Linked DNA regions of Homo sapiens: region 1 is linked to region 2. A link is an interaction called in ENCODE POLR2A ChIA-PET data of the cell type or tissue named here. Cell type or tissue: CD4-positive, alpha-beta T cell. All regions are shown on one strand. Links, peaks and the distances in the headings refer to the core of each region. The heading gives the core; the rest is flanking DNA. Region 1 has its middle 29 kb from the start of HK1. Region 2 has its middle 6.2 kb from the start of FAM241B.

Region 1 (5,153 bases), core at 1-5,000, 330 kb before region 2:
TAGGGGAACCATCAGTGCCTCTGTCGAGGAAGCTCATAGAGAAACCAGGGACAAATCCTAGAAGGCTTTACGCTTTCAGCCAGGGCTCTCCATATCATTTTGGTTATGCACTCCATCAGTAAAATATTTTTGTAGACACATTGTATTAGTCTGTTTTCGCACTGCTATAAAGAAATGGCCCTCAATTATGTCATAATAACATCACACAAGTATTTCAGTTGAAAAAAAAGAAAAGAAAGAAAAAGAAATGCCCGAGACTGGGTAATTTAAAAAGGAAAGAGGTTTAATTGACTTACAGTTCAGCATGGCTAGAGAGGCCTCAGGAAACTTGTAATCATGGCGGGAAGGCAAAGGGGAAGCAAGGCACCTTCTTCATACGGCTGCAGGAAGGAGAGGTGCAGGGTGAAGGGGGAAGAGCCTCTTATAAAACCATCAGATCTCATGAGAACCCACTCACTATCACAAGAACAGCAGGGGGGGAACCGCCCCCATGATCCAACTCCTTCCACCTGGTCTCTCCCTTGACATGTGGGGATTATGGGGACTATGGGGATTATAATTCAAAATGAGATGTGGGTTGGGACACAAAGCCTAACCATATCACACATTCCTCAGTACATATATTTTAATTATTTTGAGATTATATATCTTTATAAGTCCACTTATGCGAAATGGCCAGAAGGCAAATTCACAGACACAGAAAGTAGATTAGTGGTTGCCAGGGGCTGGGGGAAGGATCGAATGAGAATGGCTGGTAATGGGTATGGGTTTCCTTATAGAGTGATGAAAATTTTCTGGAATTAGTGATGATGGTTGCACAACCTTATGAATATACAGAAAACCACTGAATTATACACTTTAAAGGGTGAGTCTTTTGGTATGTGAGTTATAGCTCATTTTTTAAAAAATCACATATAAATAATGTGTACATTATAAAGAATAGCCTTAAAAAGTTATAGGGTGAGATTTTAAAAGTCGTAAGTAGACTGAATGCAGTGGCTTACACCTGTAATCCCAGCACTTTGGGAGGCTGAGGCAGGGTAATCACTTGAGACCAGGGGTTCAAGACCAGCTTGGGCAACATAGCAAGACACTGTGTCTACAAAAAAAAAAAAAAAATTAAAAATTAGGCTGGCATGGTGGCCCATGCCTGTGGTTGCAGCTACTCAGCAGGCTGAGGCAGGAGGATTGCTTGTGTCCAAGAGTTCAAGTTTGAGGCTGCAGTGTGCTACGATGGCACCACTGCACTCCAACCTGGTCAACGGACTGAGACTCTGACTTGGCCTTTTGGAGATGTCTTTGCTAATTTCCACTTCTATTGGATTTCCTCTCCAAAGCATGACTCTTTCTTTGGACATAGTCATAAGCAGAGAAGGTTGTAGTTGGTGACGAGGTACCACTTCCAGACCAGGCTCCAGGGAATTTCTTCTAGAATGACAGGCTGCCAGAAACCTTGACTGGGTGCAGTAGCTCAGGCCTGTAACCCAGCACTTTAGGAGGCTGAAGTGGGAGGTTTGCTTGAGCCCAGGAGTTCGAAACCAGCCTGAGCAACAGAAGCTGCAGTGAGCTATGATGGCGCCACTGCATTCTAGTCTGGGCAACAGAGCAATACTCTGCCTCAAACAAACAAAAGGAGAAACTTTATGACATTTTACCTGGGTTTACGAATACTCTAGAAATGTGTCTGCACTATGTCTTGGTTCTCAGTATTAGGGTGTTTAGCTTCCTAATTGGTGAGGACAAAAATGAGACCGACAATCCTCTGACCCTGCCTTCTTTGAACTTGGCCTTTCTCTAGGCGTTCAAGACCCAGCTGTTGAGAGTAGAAAAGCAGAAGAAAGGACCCGAGGTCAGCAAGTGCCCTCCCCACAATGGGGCAGATCTGCCAGCGAGAATCGGTAAGCTCTGGTGTTTCTTTCTTTCTTTCTTTTTTTGAGACGTTTTTGTTCCATCGCCCAGGCTGGAGTGTAGTGGCGCGATCTCGGCTCACTATAACCTCTGCCTCCCGGGTTCAAGCGATTCTCCTGCCTCAGCCTCCCAGTAGCTGGGATTACAGGCATGGGCCACCACACCTGGCTAATTTTGTATTTTTTTGTAGAGATGGGGTTTCTCCATGTTGGTCAGGCTGGTCTCAAACTCCTGACCTCAGGTGATCCGCCCACCTCGGCCTCCCAAAGTGCTGGGATTACAAGCCGCTCTGGTGTTTCTTTAGCTTCTCAGAGGGCTCACATGTACCATAGCCTGCTCAACCTGCTCTCCCTGGCAGAGGGGTGTGTTGGGGTCCATCTTAGAGGAGGGAAAACTCTGACCAAGAGCACAGCAGGAAAGCGTCATGAGGCAAGGCAGGAGCCCCCTCAGACCCAGCCTCTAAGTCTTGGTGCAGCAGGGGCCACTTGTGTTCTGACCAAGGGAAGCCCAGAGGATCGTTCTGTATCCCCCTGGTTAATTGCTTTTTAGACAGTTATGCTGTGAAGTCATCAGTGTGTGCTGGAAATAGGAGTTTGGCTTTTTCTTCTCTAAGAGAAGCCCCCTCTGGCTGAATTTTATATTGCCATGTAAAAATGGGCTTCTGCCCATTAAAAAAAAAAATTTTTTTTTTTTTTTTTTTTTTTTTTTTGAGATAGAGTCTCATTCTGTTGCCCAGGCTGGAGTGCAATGGCATGATCTCGGCTCACTGTAACCTCTGCCTCCTGGGTTAAAGTGATTCTTGTGCCTCAGCCTCCCTAGTAGCTGAAATTACAGGCGTGCGCCACCATGCCTGGCTAATTTTGTATTTTTTTGTAGAGATGGGGTTTTGTCATGTTGCCCAGGCTGGTCTCGAAACCCTGGCTTCATATGATCCGCCCACCTCAGCCTCCCGAAGTGCTGGGATTATAGGCGTGAGCTACTGCACCCGGCCAATTTTTTTTTTTTTTTTTTTTAAATTTTAACAGAGACAAGGTCTTACTATGCTTCCCAGGCTGGTGTTGAACTCCTGGCTTCAAGTGATCCTCCCACCTCATCCTCCCAAAGTGTTGGGATTACAGTGTGAGCCACTGTGCCCAGCCCAGAAGCCCGTTCTTACATCTTAAAGAGCTTTGATTCTCCCCCTGGATGTTGAAATAAACCCTGGAAAATGTTTATAGGATAAATTATGTTCTGAGTAGCGGGCTCATTTCAAATTAATCTATGCTGTAGGTGGGTCCCTCTGAAGCAAGGACTACAGCTGTTCCACCCCGCCCCCCACCAACAGAACAATCTGGGAAATTGAGACACAGTGGGCTTGATCTCAAAGACAAACACAGTGCTCATACTAACTGAGTGCCCTGAGCCCAGAACACTCTCAGAGCCCCATTTAAATCACTGCAGTGGCCTGGCCTGTTTGCTTTATGAAGACTTTCCCCTGGTCAGCCCTTGGGTGGCAAATTAATTCCTGATTAGTATCTGAAAGTGGACAATACAAGCTCAAGGAGTTGCTTCCACCTCGAGGCAAGAGGTGAGGGTCTTGGGCACGCCTGGGGTGGTTATCTTTCCCTCAGTCCTACAAGAGTAGCTTACAATGCCCTCTTCAGCTTCTTTGAGAAGGGCTTTGCAAAGTCCAGCTCAGGTGCATCCCTCCTGCCTCCCAGGGTTTTTCGTTTGTTTGTTTGTTGTTGTTGTTTTTGAAACAGAATTTCACTCTTATTGCCCAGGCTGGAATGCTATGGTGCAATCTTGGCTCACTACAACCTCTGCCTCCCAGGTTCATGCAGTTTTCCTGCCTCAGCCTCCCCAGTAGCCGGGATTACAGGCTCCCGCCACCACGCCTGGCTAATTTTTTGTATTTTTAGTAGAGACGGGGTTTCGCCAAGTTGGCCAGGCTGGTCTCGAACTCCTGACCTCAGGTGATCCACCCGCCTCAGCCTCTCAAAGTGCTGTGATTACAGGCGTGAACCTCTGTGCTCAGCCCCTCTCAGGCTTTTGAGAGGATTGAATTCTGTCCTGTTCCTAATGCCCAACTGGAAGCTCTCAGCCTCATTCTCCTTTGTGGAATCCAAGGCTCCTGTGTGGTTGTCAGTGGGGAGTGGAGGCCACTAAATACAGAAAATCAAAATTCCTCTTAGCCGTTGGGTCTCTTAGGCCTCTTCCTTTTCTCCTCCTTCACCCCGCAACCAGAGTGAGAAAAGTTTTGCCTGCTCTGGGAAAGAAGGAGCCCTTCTAAACCTGGAAGCTTGTTTGGGATGTCATTGCCACCTCTCATGGCCCCCTTCTTGTGCCCCTGCCTGGCTTTGCCAGTCCCAGGCAGAATGCCACCAGGAATTTAAAGCAGGCCAGGCCAGCCTTGGAGAGGTGGCACAAAGCAGCCAGTGTCACAGGCGCCATGTGGCAGTCAGCAGGTTTGGACTCCTGCACCCAGAGTTCAGTGTCAATCTGACGACAGGCCCTCTTTGGTGCTTGGAGGTCCAGGGAGAGGAGCACAGGTTCTGGGATCTCAGACACAGATGGAAATCCAGCAGCTGGACGTTGATTTGGTCCCATCAATTAGCCCAGAGCAGTTGTAGTTCTTATTGCCTGGAGCCTCTGTCAATCCATGATCTTTATTGTAGCTGCTGCCATTTACCAAGCAAATCCTCTATGCCCACCACTCCCAAAGGCCCAGTGAAGAAGGTGTCATTCCCACTTTACAGATGGGGAAACTGAGGCTTAGAGAGGTTAAATTCCTTTGCCAAGCTTGTACAGCTGGTCCTGGCAGATCCAGGACATAAACTCAGGACTCTCTCACTCCAGGACTGTGCTCTTTCTACCCACCATCAAGCTCAAGGCTGAAAGTGAGGTGTGTGACTCCAACCCTATCTTCCTAAGGATAGATATATTTTGAGTTGTTCCAAGCTTAGAAACTCATGCTCGGGATATTGAAATTTCCACTGTTAGTGTAAGGAAGGGCCAAAAATTGCATGGTCCATTTGGTTTCTTTCTCATAGGTTTCCTGACAATTCCAAGCCCCAGAGAGTATTTTTCCCTGTTGCCTTACTATTAATTCTCATGTAGGCTTGGAAGTATCTGCAAGCCTTCATTAGAGCCATTTCAGCAGGGAGTTGGCTATCATGGGGGTGTCAGTGTAAGGCCTAGGCAGTTTTGGCTTTGGGCATGTGGAAAACCTGCCTGGATTGTTCTGGAAGCTCAGACTGTCTATG
Region 2 (5,475 bases), core at 476-5,475:
AATCCTCACATTAGGTATTATCATCCCTATTTTGCACATGAGACCATCAAGGGACAGAGAGATTAAGCAAACTGCACAAGATCACACAGCAAGTAGAGGATTTGAATCCAAGCGAACTGGCCTCAGAGGCCATACACTTAATACCTGCCTAGGCTGCTTCTAATGGAAGAACAGACCCATTTGACCACCACCAGATAAACTGACTCCTTCCTCAGTTCTGTTCCTCTGAATTCTCTGTGCAGTTCCACAAATTATTATAAAGTGAAAGTCTGTGAAACCACTAGCCAGGTCAGGAAATTGAGCACCGCCAGCACCTCAGTCTCCCTGCCCATCGTGTGCAAGCCTTTTTCTGGGCACAGCTTCTCCTGTACCCTAGAGCTAACCATTACATTTTCAGTAATAATTTCATTGCATTTCTTTGTACTTTTAGCACCCCAGTATGCATCCTTAGACAATATAATTCAATTTTACTCTCCTTTGATCTTTATATAAATGAAACCATGCAGTAAAATTTATTTTGCTTTTGGCTTCTTTTGTTCAATATAATATTTTTCTATTCAACTATAGTATTGCATATAGTTGGTGTTCATAGCCTTTACTACTCTATAGTATTATATTGTATACTATAATTTATCGATTTTACTCTGACAGACATTTGAATTGTTTTCCAGCTTCTATTATGAAAAATGCTTGTATATATGACATGGTGCACATGACCATTCACTTTTGTGTCCTGGGTCATGAAGAATGCAAATATTCCCCCTTCCTAGGCAATTCCAAATGGTTTTTCAAAGTGGTTGTACCAACTTACACATCCACTGGCAGCGTATGGAAACTCTCATTGCTGTAACTCAGCACCAATACTTGGTGTTGTCAGACTTGGTAATTAGAGTCTATCTATTCTATCTATCTGATGAATGTGTGGAAGTATCTTGTGAAGGTTTTAATTTGTATTTCTCTGATTGTTAATGATGCTGGGCACTTTTTCAAAACTTTATTGGCCATTTGGGTTTCTTTCTTTTGTAATGTACCTGATCAAATCTTTTGCCCACTTTTTTACGGATTGTCTATTTTCTTATTCATTTTAGAGGCTCTCTGTATATTCTGGATATGAATCATTTGTGGCTCTATGTATTGCAAAAAACCTTTTCTTGGGCACGGAGCTGCCTTTTTACTTAAAAAAAGTCTTGATCAATGAGTTCTTAATGTAAATTTAATGTAATAAAATTTATCAATCATTTTCTTTATGGTTGGCATTTCTTATAATGTGTTCAGAAAATTTCTCCTACTCTGAGGTCTAGAATATCTATATTTATATTTATACATATGATTTATATTCTAAATCCTTTGTGTTTTGCCTTTCATATTTAGGTCAATGATACAAGAATTTATTTTTGGTATATGTACAAATATATTAGGTAGGGGTCCAATTTCATTTTTTTTCTTACAGGAATACCCAATTATCACAGCACCATTTATTTAAAAGATTCCTTTTCCTATGTTCTGCACTTCCACTTTGCCATAAATCCCAGTTTATGGGTTTGTTTCTAGACTCTATCTACTGATTGGTCATTTTGTTATTCCTGTACCTAGGTCATAGTGTCTTAATCTCTTAATTTCTATAACCTTAAGATTGAATGTCTGCTTCCAGGAAGATGGAGAAAATATACTTTTTTATATTCCTCCTCAGTACAACTAAAAACTCTGAACGTTAGGTGTAAAACAAACATAAGAAGACTTTGAAAGATGGACAGAAGAAGGCAGGCAGTTTGGGGGCTTTGGAATCTGAAGAAAGACACAACACGGGGTGAATTCCGTGAGTTTGCCTTCTGGCTCATATGTCCCGGATTAGCAGCTGAAGAAGCTAGCAACCTGGAAGCAGCCAAGTGTATAGATAACAAAAGCCCCCTAAAAGCCACCTCTTTCTAGCCAAAGTACTAGGAAAGGTACCTAGAAAGACTAAAAGTTTTTAGCCAATAGCTGCTTTACTTTAGCCAAACACCACAGGAAAAACTCACACCTGCAAAGACCAAGTGGCAAGCCTAGACTTACACCTTTTTAAGGCCATAACAAGCCATCCAGAACCCCTGCTGGAATGGTGTTAGAGGCTGAATAGGAAGTCAGTACCTTAGTCTTCCTTATCTGGTAATGTATCTCTCCCCCACCATGATGTCAGTGGAGACAATCTGGGGAATAGGAAACCCCATACCCCTTAGCAGTAATGAGGAGCACTCCCTCCCCATAACTTGGGTGTCTATGAGGCTGAGTGGGAAACCTTGGCTTCTACCTCCACAGATCATGAATGATGCAGTGCCTCTCCTTTCCCTGATGGAGCACTGACAGAAAAAGCTAGCTAAAACAGAAAGTTTAATAAGAGCCAGAGTCTCATAATATAATGCAAAAAATCCAGATTTTATTAGAAAATCACTTGTCAAAACTAAGAACTAGGAAGGCATCAAATTGAATGAAAAAGACATTAGTAGATGGCAACACTGAAAGACAGAGGTGTTAGAATTATCTGACAAAGATTTTAAAGCAACCAAAATATAAATGTTTTATTGGGCAATTATGAACACGCTTGAAGTAGTGACAAAATAGAAAGCCTCAACAATAGAGTAGAAGACATAAAAAAGAACTAATGGAAAGGAGAAATGGAAAAGTATAATAATTCAAATAAAAGGCTGAGCAGATGGGCTCAACAGCAGAATGGAATCAGTGAGCTGGAAGATATTTAATAGAACAATACAAATTGCCCAGTCTGAACAAATAGGCAGAAAATAGACTAAAACCAAACAAACAAACAGGAAAACCCAGAGCCTCAGGGACCTGTAGGACTACAACAAAAGATTTAACATTTGTGTCACTGAAGACACAGAAGGAGAGGAGGAGAGTGAGGCTAAAAAGTAGTCAAATAAATAATGGCTAAAAACTTTCCAAATTTGGCAACAGATATAAATCTACTGATTCAAGAACAGAGTGAATCCCAAATAGGAAAATTCCAAGGAAATCCATCTGAAACACATCATAATTAAACTTCTGAAAAATCAAAGACAAAGAAAATACCTTGAAAGCAGCCAAGGGAAAAAATGACACCTTATCCTTAGGGGAAAACAATTCAAATAACAGCAGATTTTTCATTAGATACCATGGAGGCTAGAGGGAAATGGTACAATATTTTTCAGGTGTTGAAAGAAAGAACTGTCAACACTAGTGAAAATATCTAGTCAACACTAGAACTCTCTCTCTAGTGAAAATATTCTTCGTGAATGCAGAGTATATCAAGACAATCACAGATGAAAGAAAACGAAAGTAATTTGTTACCAGACCTACCCTAAAACAAAAAGGCTAGAGGAAGTTCTCCAAATAGAAAGGAAACAATATAAGAAAGAAACTTAGAATAGTAGGAAAGAAAAAAATAACATGGTAAGCAAAAATATGAGGAAGTACAATAAACTTTCCTTTTACTTTTGAATTTTATAAATTATATTTGTCTGTTAAAGCAAAAATTATAACACTGATGTGGCTCAAAACACATGTAGAGAGAATCTTTCAGTCAATTACAGTATAACGGGGCGAGTAAAGGAACATAAAGGGAAGCAGGTTCTTACATTTCACCCAAATGAATAAAATGTTGACCCCAGTGGACTGTGATAAGTTGTACATATATTATATCCAGAGTAACTACTAAATAAGCTATACAAAGAGATATACATAATAAAATACTATCGATAAATCAAAATGGAATTTTAAAAAGTGTTCAAGTAACCCACAGGATTACAGGAATGAAAAAAAACAAAAACAAAAACAGAGAAATGACAAACAGAACAAACAGAAACAAAAAATAAATTGGCAATTTAAGCCCTAATGTGTCACTAATTACATTAAATGTAATGGTCTAAATAATCCAAATAAAAGGCAGTCTGGCAGAGTGGATTAAAAACATGATCCACCTATATTCTGTGTATAAGAAATTCTCTTCAAATATAACAATTTAGGCAAGTTGAAAGTAAAATGATGGAAAAAGGTATATTATGCAAACATGAATTAAAGAAAAGCAGGACTTCAGAGCAAGAAAAATTACCAGAGATGGAAAGAGACATTATGTATGATGAAACAATCAATCCACCAAGAAGACATATCAAAACTAAATGTGTACGTACCAAACAACAGAGCTGCAAAACATGTGACGCAAAAACTGGCAGGAGAAATAGACAAATGTATAATTATTGTTAGAGATATCAATATGTCTCTTTCAACAGTTGATAGAACAATTAGTCAGAAAATCATAAAAAATATACAACACCATCAAACAACAGCATGTAAACAACATTCATAGGCTGGGCATGGCAACTCACACTTGTGATCCCAGCACTTTGGGAGGCTGAGGCAAGAGGATTGCTTGAGCCCAGGAGTTCAAGACCAGCCTGTGCAACATAGCAAGAACCCATCTATATAAAAAATTTTAAAAATTAGCTGGGCACATACCTGTAGTCCCAGCTACTTGGGAAGCTAAGGCAGGAGGTCAAGGCTGCAGAGAGCTGTGATTACGCCACTGCACTCCAGCCTTGATGACAGAGCCAGAACCTGTCACAAAAAAAAAAAAAAGAAAAGAAAAGTAAAGAAAAAGAAAGATTTATGGAACATTCCATCCAAAACCAGCAGAATGGATATTCTTTTCAACCTTCTATGAAACATTCATCAAGATAGACCATATCCTGGGCCCTAGAACAAACCTCAACAAACTTAAAAGAATTGAACTCATACAGAGTGTGTTCTCTGACCACAATGTAATTACTAGAACCAATAATGGAAAGATAACAGGAAATCTCCAACACTTGTAGACTAAATGATCCTTTAACATAATCCATGGACCAAAGGGGAAGTAGCAAAAGAAATTTAAAAATACATATAACTAAATGAAAATGAAAATACACGTCAAAATGTGTGGGGCACAGCTAAAAGTGCTAACAGGGAAATTTATAGCACTAAATGTTTACATTGAAACATCTCAAATCAATAATCTAAACTCCCGACTCAAGAACTTAGAAACAGAAGAACAAAATAAACCCAAAGCAAACAGAAGGAAGGAAATAATAAAGATAAGAGCAGAAATCAATGAAATTGAAAACAGAAAAATAGAAACAGAAGACTCAGTGAAGCAGCGCTGGTTCTTTGAAAAGATCAGTCAATAAGATTGATAAACCTCTAGCAAAAGTGAAAGACACAAGATAGAAGACACAAGTACCAATATCCGGAATGACACAGGGATATCAGTGCCTGCCCTGTAGCCATGTGACTCGTTCTTCACAATGGAATGTGAGGGAAGTAATATGTGCTACACCTACAATACTTTTCTTTAAAAGAAATCACTAGCCCTCATTTCTTCTGTCTCACCTTTCCATGAGCTGCATATGGCGAAGAAGTTGGTGAGGCAGTTTTGACGACGCAAATAAGGGTGGCATCCTAGGGTGTAGG

Evidence for each region. ChIA-PET counts read pairs that join two places held together with the same protein. Peaks named below come from ENCODE experiments on the same cell type or tissue, not always from the same donor. Only the 100,000 strongest peaks of a DNase experiment are listed, where the experiment ranks them.
Region 1: POLR2A ChIA-PET joins it to region 2 with 5 read pairs; 2 of 35 experiments call an interaction of 5 or more read pairs at or near these places.

The regions. Positions count from the first base shown.
Region 1 is chr10:69,286,873-69,292,025 of GRCh38, forward strand. It overlaps a transcript of HK1 not described here. Among named protein-coding and RNA genes, the nearest start is that of HK1, 29 kb to the right of the region's middle. RefSeq lists an enhancer at 4,305-4,805. In CD4-positive, alpha-beta T cell, for the core only: no CTCF peak of the experiment used is centred there; no DNase peak of the experiment used is centred there; H3K27me3 peaks cover 192 bases.
Region 2 is chr10:69,621,308-69,626,782 of GRCh38, forward strand. No RefSeq gene overlaps it. Among named protein-coding and RNA genes, the nearest start is that of FAM241B, 6.2 kb to the right of the region's middle. In CD4-positive, alpha-beta T cell, for the core only: no CTCF peak of the experiment used is centred there; a DNase peak (open chromatin) is centred at 3,284; H3K27ac peaks cover 276 bases.